Linked DNA regions of Homo sapiens: region 1 is linked to region 2. Evidence: read pairs that join two places in POLR2A ChIA-PET (ENCODE). Cell type or tissue: GM12878. All regions are shown on one strand. Each heading gives the region's core, and the rest is flanking DNA. Links, peaks and the distances in the headings are about the cores only. Region 1 overlaps TMED8 (transmembrane p24 trafficking protein family member 8). Region 2 overlaps SPTLC2 (serine palmitoyltransferase long chain base subunit 2).

Region 1 (5,381 bases), core at 108-5,107, 180 kb before region 2:
GATTTTTTAACTTAAAACCAGGACTTTATATACCCTATTACTTATTTCAAATTAACTTTTTGAAATTATACTAATAATGCTTTGTTCATTGTAGAAAAAAGTACAGATAAGAAAACATTTTGCATCTACCCTTCCAGACTTTATTTCCTTTAAAATAATTTTTAATATACAGATAATCCATTGTTCACTGTAAAAAAAATAAATCAGGAAATACAGATAAGCAAAACAACAACAAACTAACCGTAACCCCACTAACCAAAGATTACCACTGTTAACTTTTTAAAAAAAGACACAAGGTTGGCTGGGTGCAGTGGCTCATGCCTGTAATCCCAGCACTTTGGGAGGCCGAGGAAGGTGGATCACCTGAGGTCAGGAGTTCAAGACCAGCCCGGCCAACACGGCAAAACCCTGTCCTACTAGAAAATACCAAAATTAGGTAGGTGTGGTGGCGAGCACCTGTAATCCCAGCTACTTGGGAGGCTGAGGCAGGAGAATCACTTGAACCCTGGAGGAAGAGGTTGCAGTGAGGTAAGATTGCACCACTGTACTCCAGCCTGGGTGACGAAGGAAGAACTCTGTCTCAAAAAAAAAAAAAAGACAAGAGGTTTCTTTATGTTGCCCAAGCTAGTCTTGATCTCTTGGGCTCAAGCGGTCCTCCCACCTCCCCTTCCCAAAGTGCTGGGGTTACAGCACAGCATCTGGCCAACTGTTAACATTTTGATGTATATCCCTTGAGAAATACATTTATACATATATGCATACAAATACAAATGTATATGTATTGTGTGTGTGTGTGTGTGTTTCTGAAAGGACATGCACTAAACACTTTTTTTTTTTTTTTGAGACATAGTCTTGCTCTGTTGCCCAGGCTGGAGTGCAATGGCATGATCTCAGCTCACTGCAACCTCTGTCTCCGTGTTCAAGCGATTCTCCTGCCTCAGCCTCCTGAGTAGCTGGAATTACAGGCACACACCACCACACCCGGCTAATTTTTTGTATTTTTAGTAGAGATGGGTTTTCACCATGTTGTCCAAGCTGGTCTCAAACTCCTGACCTCAGGTGATCCACCCGCCTCGGCCTCCCAAAGTGCTGGGATTACAGGCGTGACCCACCATGGCCAATAAACACTTTTAATGAACATTTTTCAGAGTCAATAAAGATAGGGCTATATCATAATTTTAAACGGCTACATATTATCCCATACGTTGTCCCACCAATTCTTAACCTTCTACTGGTAGAGCTAGTGCTTATTCCAAATCTTTCATTGTTACAGGCAATGATGCTGTCTATAACAATTACAGATTGTTATAGACTGTTAGAGATAATGATGTTCTATTGGCATTATCTACAACATTTTCTTAAGAACCTCCCCCCTCAACAGCCTTGGAAGTGGCAGTTCCTATGATCAAGGTACATTGTGTTGGCCATAGTTCATTGGTTTCCGGTGAGCACCTGCCCAAAAGTCAGTCCGATTCTCTTCCGTAAAATCTGGAGTTGGTATCCAAGACGGAAACAGACTGTGGAGAACTTTGTCAGTTTAGGAGCTGAGCCTGCCTTTTGGGAGAAGCCTTCACAGGCCACATAAAAGCAGATGACTAAGCAGAGAAGATAATTTTCAGAAAGTACAATGATGCATTCAAGTAAAGGGAAAGAAAAACAAGGGGACCTCTGAGTCTAGGAGAGAAACAGACCAGAGAGGCTACTTTGTAACACCATGAGGTTCAAGTGTGCTCCTCCAACTGGAGTCTGTAAGAGGCCTTACATAGTAACAATGAGCTCTTTTTTTCTTTTTATTGTGAAATAAACCACACATATGAAAGATTGCATGAAAAGAAGATACAGAGCTAAAATATTAATAATACAAATACCTGCATACCTACTAACTAGGTGAATTATTAGTACTTTAGAATTCCCCTACCCAATGCCCTTTCCTATCCTATATTCCCTGTTCCAAATTCTGAGTAAATTATTCCTTGCTATTCTTTATATATTTTAACTAATTACTGCTGTTTAAAAACCTTTATTGTAGAAAATGTTAAACATATACAAAATCACAAAATTAGATCACAGTAGAATGAAGACTCATGCACCCTACCTATGTTTTCAACAAGATTTTACTTGGCCTGGTTTCCTCCATGCCCTACCTTCTTGCCCCACTCACCAACAGATTATTTCAAACAAAGCCCAGACATCATTGTATCTACCATTACATTCATTTAGAACAAATCTCTAAAGAAGAAGACTTTCAACACAGGTACAACAACATTATCACTCCTACAAAATTGGCAATTCCTCAATATCATCTCATACCCAGCCCATGTTCAAATTTCTCCAAGTTGTCTCCCAGAATTTCTTCTTAGGAGCTGGTTTGTTTGAATCAGAATCCAAATAAAGTTCACACACTAAATTTACCTTATAATCTCTTAATCTACATCAATCCTCACCACCATGGGTCTGTATACAATATATTTGTTGACATTTTAAAAAACTGATCTGCAGACTTTTCAAACATTCTGAATTTGGCTGACTGCCTTTTCACGGTATCACTTAACAGATTATTTTATGCACTATATTTCCTATAAACCGGTCATAGATGTAGAGCTTCACTGTCCAGTATAGTAATTACTAGTACACGTAGCTAAATTTAAATTTAAAAGAATTTAAAATTCGGTCCACCCATCTCAACTAGCCACATTTCAAGTACTCAATAGCCATGAGTTGCTAATGGCTACTGTTGCCAGGGAGCACATTTTCACCATCAAAGCAATTCTATTGGACTGTGTTGATCTAGAGGCTTGACTCAATTCAGGTTCAGTTTTGTTCTTGCAAGAATATTCCAGAAGTAACATATGTAATTCCTATTGTATTACATTAAGAGGCACATAATCTATGGTTATTACAAGTTTAATGATAAAAAGATTAGGTTCATGTTTTCAGCCTAATCCACCATCAAGCTCCTCATTAACCCTGCACCTAGTGGCTTTAGCAGGCATTCATGATCATTGTCTAAAATAGATACAGGATTTCATTAAAAACTAGAAAATGACTTTTCCAATTCTAGCACTTTCTACAGTTGTTCTTAGTTGGAATTCTACTAAAAACAAAATTTCCCCTCATCAACTATTTGGCTACTCTGACACAGTCATAAGAGAAAAGCAGGATAAAGACTTGATCCTTCACCAACTGACTTAGAATCATAACAACCTCCAAAGGTAACCAATGATTTGTTCTTTGAAGTATCGTTAGAAACACATGAATTTTAGCATATTTTATGTGCTTCAAGTTTTCCTAATTTTGGCCTGTGGGAGCTCCTCAAAGTTGGCTCTTGTGTCCTTTTAAGATGACACCACTGGTCTTGCTTATAGCATAAGTTCTGAGCTTTAAAATCTTATAAATGCCTGTCCCACACTTGGAATCAACTATTTCTCTAAGGAGTCCTGGTTCTTTTTCATTAGAAATTGTCTTTAAAGGCTGGGCATGGTAGCTCACACCTGTAATCCCAACACTTTGGGAGGCTGAGGCAGGTGGATCACCTGAGGTCAGGAGATGGAGACCAGCCTGGCCAACATGGTGAAACCCCATCTCTACTGAAAATACAAAAATTAGCTGGGCATGGTGGCACACATCTGTAATCCTAGGTACTTGGGAAGCTGAGGCATGAGAATCGCTGGAACCTAGGAGGCGGAGGTTGCAGTGAGCTGAGATCGTGCCAAGGCACTCCAGCCTGGGTGATGGAGTGAGGCTCTGTCTCCAAAAAAAAAAAAAAAAAAAAGAAATTGTATTTAAAGACCACAATCAATGTAATATATCACACACACACACACACACACACGAATATATATATATCCTAAATGTCATATATTAATATCACATATAAAAATATACATGTAAAATGAATTCATGCAAATACTTCTAATTCAGATTACAGGATTTTTCTTTTTTTTTTTGAGACGGAGTCTTGCTCTGTCGCCCAGGCTAGAGTGCAGTGGCGCAATCTCTGCTCACTGCAACCTCCACCTCCTGGGTTCAAGTAATTCTGCCTTAGCCTCCTGAGTAGCTAGGATTACAGGCACATGCCACCACGCCCAGCTAATTTTTGTATTTTTAGTAGAGACAGGGTTTCACCATGTTGGTCAGGCTGGTCTCAAACTCCTGACCTCGTGATCTGCCCGCCTCAGCCTCCCAAAGTCCTGGGATTACAGGCGTGAGCCACCACGCCTAGCCCAGATTACAAGATTTTTAACCTAACTTTAATTCTATATTTGTATTTTTCGGTCTTGTTGTGGAAAATCCTGGATCTTAATAATATTCACATATATACATATTTGCTTTCTTCTACAATGTAAATATAATAGTTTTAAACGAATAACAGTATAACTAAGGATATGGATATTATAACATTCTTCTCCTTAGCTTTTAACCTTCCATTATTTGTTTTTGAAAACATAAGGAAATACATATACATATAGTTGTATGTTGCCCCCATCTTAGAAAAAAATACACATTCTTCTTCTGCAACTTTTTTTTGTTTGTTTGTTTGTTTGTTTGTTTTTGAGACAGGGTCTTGCTGTGTGACCCAGGCTGGAGTACAGTGGTGCGATCACAGCTCAATGCAGTCTCAACCTCCCTGGCTTAAGCGATTCTCCTGCCTCAGGCTCCCAAGTAGCTGGAACCACAGTCCCATGCCACCACACCTGGCTAATTTTTTAAATTTTCTGTAGAGATGGGGTTTTGCCATGTAGCCCAGGCTGATCTCAAAACTCCTGAGCTCAAGCAATATGCCCACCCCGGACTCCCAAAGTGCTAGGATTACAGGCATGAGCCACTGCGCCCAGCTACAACTTGTTTTTATCACTTAACAACACAGCCTAGAAGAGCTTTCAAGTTGGTGAATTTATCCACATTCAGTGGTGCAACCCAACTCCATGCAGACGGAAGCTCCTGCACTCAGGACCCTTCCAGGCCTCGCCCTATTTACCTCTTCATCTGGCTGTTTATCCTTTATAATAAACACTGGTTTATTATATAAAAACAGGCAGAAATTCTCCAGATGTCTCCCAGTAATGTCCAAGTTTTTATCCCAGTGTCACAAAGAAATACCAATGATGAAACAACATGACCTACCCAGGACAACCTACAACGACCTGAAGACATTTACTGGGGAGCTGTGTTGTTTTCATAATATCTGCTATCGAGTAAAACTGAAGAGTGGCTTTCTACTTGATCAAAAAACAGTTTAAAAAGAAATATTAATGAATATCAAAGGAGTAATGAAACCTGGCCTCAACGCCATTCTGGTACACACAGGTGGAGGCAAACCATGGTTGTTAGATGTCTGAGCTGCAAAGAAAAGATCCACATGATTATCTGGAGATGTTTTG
Region 2 (5,381 bases), core at 186-5,185:
AAGACCTTGAGGAAAAAGAGAAAAGGCAAGCCAACAGGAGACAGTTATTTTCTAACTCTAAGGCCCACTCAGACACCAAAAAGAGAAAAAATTAATTAAAAAAAGAAGGATCTAAGTGGTATTAAGAAATAATTGTAATCTAACACTAAGAAACTGTTGTTTATTCTGAGAATTCAAAAAAATGAAAATTTTATCTTAAGAGGCTTTTTTTTTTTTTTTTTTTTTTTGGAGATGGGGTCTCGTTGTGTCGCCCAGCCTGGAGTACAGTGGTGTGATCTCGGTTCATTGCAACCTCTGGCTCCTGGGCTCAAGTGATCCTCCTGCCACAGCCTCTCAAGTAGCTGGGATTACAGGTGCCTGCCACCAAGTCTGGCTAATTTTTATATTTTTAATAGAGATGGGGTTTTGTCATGTTGGCCAGGCTGGTCTCAAACTCCTAACCTCAAGTGATCTGCCAGTCTTGGCCTTCCAAAGTGCTGGCATTACAGGCGTGAGCCACTGTGCCCAGCCGCTTAAGAGGCTTTTGAAGCTATATGTTATTTTTTTGTAGCTGGCACGTGGTTAAGTAGTCAAAAACAGATTGCTGACTGAATAAACTTCTTATTGTGGCTTGAACTAATAAAAAAACACAATTAAGCCAGGCAAGGTGGCTCATGCCTATAATCCCAGCACTTTGGGAGGCCGAGGCAGGCAGATCACCTGGGGTCGGGAGTTCTAGACCAGCCTGACCAACATGAAGAAACCCTGTCTCTACTAAAAATACAAAATGAGCCAGGTGTGGTGACACATGCCTATAATCCCAGCTACTCGGGAAGCTGAGGCAGGAGAATCGCTCGAACCTGGGAGGCGGAGGTTGCGGTAAGCAGAGGTTGTGCCATTGTACTCCAGCCTGCCAGCATGGGCAACAAGAGCGAAACTCTTGTCTCAAAAAAAAAAAAAAAAAAAAAAGTAATAAGAAGGTCCTCTGGATATGTTTTGAAGATCAGACAGCAATAAAGGAATAATATGCCTTAAAAGGCCTGAAACATACAAAAAAAATGTAATGGACAGAGTTCTTATCTGCTAATAAATTTAACACCACATTCTCAATTAGCTGTGCATATGCAGGAAGAGGAAGGCACAGCAGCCCAGATCATCAAGAAATGGTCTCCATTTGATTTTGAAATGCATTTTATTTATTTTTACTTTTATTTTTTAATTTTTTAAATTTTTTGAGACGGAGTCTTGCTCAGTTGCCCAGGCTGGAGTGCAGTGGTGTGATCTTGGCTTACTGCAACCTCTGCTTCCTGGGTTCAAGTGATTCTCTTGCCTCAGCCTCCCGAGTAGCTGGGACTACAGACGGCCGCCACCACACCTGGCTAATTTTTGTATTTTTAGTAGAGATGGGGTTTCGCTATGTTGTCCAGGCTGGTCTCGAACTCCTGACCTCAAGCGATCACCCACCTTAGACTCCCAAAGTGCTGGGATTACAGGCGTGAGCCACCGCACCCAGCACATTTTATTATTTTAAAGGTAGATCTCTCTCATTGCTAACATTTAATTATGGCATAAGTCCATATATACCAGTTCCACTGAGGGGAAATGAGTGATATAATGCATGTTTAGTTGCAGAAGTAGTTTAGAACTACAAATATGCCATATATAATCTGTTCACAGAACCAAAAATATGTGTAACATGTAAAATCTAAGAATAAGGCAAAGTGTAACTGTACTCAGAAGGTATGCTTGCAAAACATTTTATTTATTTATTTATTTATTTATTTATTTATTTTGAGTCAGGGACTCACTCTGTCACCCAGGCTGGAGTGGTGTGATCTCAGCTCACTGCAATCTCCGCCTGCCAGGCTCAAGTGATCCTCCTGTCTCAGCACCTCAAGTAGCTGGGACTATAGGCATAAGCCACCATGCCTGGGTAATTTTTGTATTTTATTTTATTTTTTTGTAGAGACAGGGTTTCACCATGTTGCCCAAGCTGGTCTTGAACTCCTGGGCTCAAGTGATCCACCCGTCTTGGCCTCCCAAAATGGTAGGATTACAGGTTTAAGCCACCAGGCCCGGCCTACAAAATTTAAATATAAATAACAAACTAATTCTTACCAAAAGCAGCACATTCATCTATCAAGAGTAACCTCTTCCTAGCAATGCCTTATGATGGCCTACTTTCATTTAAATTACTATTTTGAACTTAGAAATGCAAGGACTCTGTGCACACAGACTGGATGATCTGGATATACACCCATTTAGAAGCGGGGGGTCCATGTGGAAATGTGTTCTAACAGTAGGTCATCAAATTTTCTTTTTTAAAAAAGAAGCAGTCTTTCCTTTGCTCATCTTTTAAAATGATCAATGGTCACTTTCTTTGAACAGCTCTAAAGTGGGGGGAGAAGGCAGCAGATAACACTTTAAACTCTTGTCACACTTTCCAGATCAGTAAATTATATACTCATCACAAGCATCTAGATGGGATGCATCATGAATATATCTAAGAATATCTAGGCCAGGTGCAGTGGCTCAAGACTGTAATCCCAGTGCTTTGGGAGGCCAAGGCGGGTGGATCACCTGAGGTCAGGAGTTCCACACCAGCCTGGCCAACATGGAGAAACCCCGTCTCTACTAAAAATACAAAGAGTAGCCAGGCATAGTGGCACGCGCCTGTAGTCCCAGCTACTCAGGAGGCTGAGGCATGAGAATGGTTTGAACCTGGGAAGCGGAGGTTGCAGTGAGCCAAGATTGTGCCACTGCACTCCAGCCTGGGCAACAGAGTGAGACAGACTCTGTGTCCGGAAAAAAAAAAAAAAACCAAGAAAAACCCACAAAGAATATCTGAAAGTACCAAGTGAAAAGTGAAGAAGGAAGTAGGGTGAGAGGGAGAGTAGAGCATGTAAAGAAAAAAAAAGTCAGTGAAGATATTTTTAAAAACCAGAGTATACTGGTATTTGAATTTATTTCTTTTGTGTTTTTTTTCACATTATCTCACAGAAAGATAAAGAATCTTATCTAAAAGCTCAAAATGAAAATAAAAGAAATATTAGCTAACAGGACAGATTGATTTTAACAACATGTTTCCCGTAAGTCCTAACTAAATGGCACTGGAAAATCTTTCTGTTAAGAAAAGGAAAATAAATGGACCTTCAACAGGCTCTTTATAAGCAAAGGCATTTTCGTGCCCCAGAGAACAGTCTTGTAAAAGGGAGATTTATAAGGGACTTCCAGGAAGCAAGAGTTCAGTAATTTTCTAACACTGAAGCAAAGCAACGGGAACTAGGTTTACCATCTCCAAGACACAACCCCTATTTTGCTAGACTGGCGACAAATATCAAAGTGCTCAGCCGGGGCCACTGTCAAGCTAAAGAACATCAAAGCAGACAGATCTGCGTCTTCATATCCTAGGGATGCTGTTCTAAAGCAGCCCCTTGGTTTCCTATCTCCCTGTAAGAACTAGAACTGCTTTTGCTAACACCAAGTACTGCACAGTAAATTCCTCTTAAAAGCACAGTTTATCACCCCCACCCTCTTGTGGCTTAATCCTTTAATTCATTTCAATGCCAAAAACTAGGATTTCCTGAGGACTGCCACAGGATGTATGACAAGCAGCAGGGGCAAGCTTAAAGTTGCTGATTCAATATAATCAGAAGTTTAAAAGAATGGTTGCTAATGCACAGCCAGAAACAGAGGGCCCTCCACAAAAGGCAGAAAAGAGGCCAAGTGCCTGTGAAAAATCAAGGAACTGAGTTTTAACGGGTGCCAACCCACAGGCAGGACAGAAAGTCTTTTGTTTGTTTGTTTTTGAGACCAAGTCTCACTCTGTTGCCTGAGCTGGAGTGCAGTGGCACGATCTCAGCTCACTGCAACCTCCACCTCCCGGGTTCCAGTGATTTTCCTGCCTCAGCCGCCTGAGTAGCTGGGACTACAGGCGTGCACCACCACACCCGGCTAATTTTTGTATTTTTAGTAGAGACACGGTTTCACTACTATGTTGGCCAGGCTGGTCTCCAACTCTTGATCTCGAGTGATCCGCCCACCTTGGCCTCAGAAAGTCTTAATGGACCATTCTACTGTCCTCTGTTGGGGCTGGAACATATCACAGGCTACTCTGAGACAAAGAGATAAGGAACGTAAACACTGTAGTAATGTATCTACCCACAGATGAAGACAGCTAGCAAATAAAGGTAATCTCTGGTAAAGGCTTGGCTTGGATTTAAGTTAACAGTTTTAGAGGTAGAAGGCAATACAATAAGACAATCAGAGTTTTACAAAACGGTTAATACTAAACATTTTAACAACTTTATAGTGGGCAAGGCCATTTGTAGGTTATGTACTAAGTAATTTGAGGATTAATAGGTTATAAAAATACAAGCAGCCCCCCCCAAAAAAAGTAAAACAAAAATAATTAATTCCAACTAGCCTTAGGAACCATGACCACAGATCTCTGAATGCTTAGTTCTGTTTTCCTGCTGCACCTAACTGGTTTCTAACTTCTCCACCTATGCCACTGATTCAATCAGCCAGAATCATCAGCTGTTCAGAAGGGAGTGTCAGCATCCCAGGCATTTAGAGTTCCAGAAACAACCAAAAATGGCAACTTAGCTCTGCCAGCAAATGCCTGTCTTACAAGCCAAACATCTCCCTCATTTGTATCTTGACTTCCAGTTTCTTTTCCTTTTTCAATTACCATCAATCAGTAGAGCTGCTTTGGTACTGAGGTAAAAAAGTTAAAAGGAAAAAAAGAGGATTGTCAAAAAGACAATCCTCTTTTTTATTTTCTAGAGATAGGGTTTCCCTCTCTCATCCAAGCTGGAATGCAGTGGTGTGATCATAGCTGGGTTTGTGCAATCCTCCGCCTTGGCCTCCCAAGTAGCTAGGATTACAGACGTGTACCACCACACTTGGCTAATTTTTAGAATTTTTTGTAGAGACAGAGGCTCACACTATGTCACCCAGACTGGTCTCAAACTCCTGACCTCAAGTGATCCTCCAGCTTCAGCCTCCCAAAATGTTACGATTACATCCCAAAATGTCAGGATTACCATATCCAGCCTAAGGTTTTCTTTTCAATGCATATTCTAGGGCCTCATCCACCAAGACTCAGTAGGGTGGGTGGAACAAACTAGAATCTTCATTTTTAACAAGCAGCAGTGGTTCTGAAATGGGGCCTTACATGAGAAGCATCTGGGGTGCTTTTAAATAACACCATGCCATGGCAGGGAGGCCTCGCCTTGAGATACTCAATGGGTCTACAGAAGGTCTCTAACACTGGCACTATTTTTTTAAGCTTTCCTGTGTGTAAGCAAGGTATGAACCACTGTACTAAAAGTACCTCTGATGCAGGTGGTCCATGGACAAAGTCTGAGAACAGGGGCTTAAAGAGTTCATGTTAATGA

Evidence for each region. Peaks named below come from ENCODE experiments on the same cell type or tissue, not always from the same donor. Only the 100,000 strongest peaks of a DNase experiment are listed, where the experiment ranks them.
Region 1: POLR2A ChIA-PET joins it to region 2 with 7 read pairs; 2 of 35 experiments call an interaction of 5 or more read pairs at or near these places.

Annotation. Positions count from the first base shown.
Region 1 is chr14:77,354,373-77,359,753 of GRCh38, forward strand. All of the region lies in intron 1 of TMED8 (transmembrane p24 trafficking protein family member 8), which reads right to left. It also overlaps the pseudogene LOC100422225. Among named protein-coding and RNA genes, the nearest start is that of TMED8, 20 kb to the right of the region's middle. In GM12878, for the core only: no CTCF peak of the experiment used is centred there; no DNase peak of the experiment used is centred there.
Region 2 is chr14:77,539,280-77,544,660 of GRCh38, forward strand. The region is part of intron 9 of SPTLC2 (serine palmitoyltransferase long chain base subunit 2); the gene reads right to left. Among named protein-coding and RNA genes, the nearest start is that of ISM2, 43 kb to the left of the region's middle. RefSeq lists an enhancer at 3,275-3,776. In GM12878, for the core only: no CTCF peak of the experiment used is centred there; a DNase peak (open chromatin) is centred at 2,725; H3K4me3 peaks cover 516 bases; H3K27ac peaks cover 1,697 bases.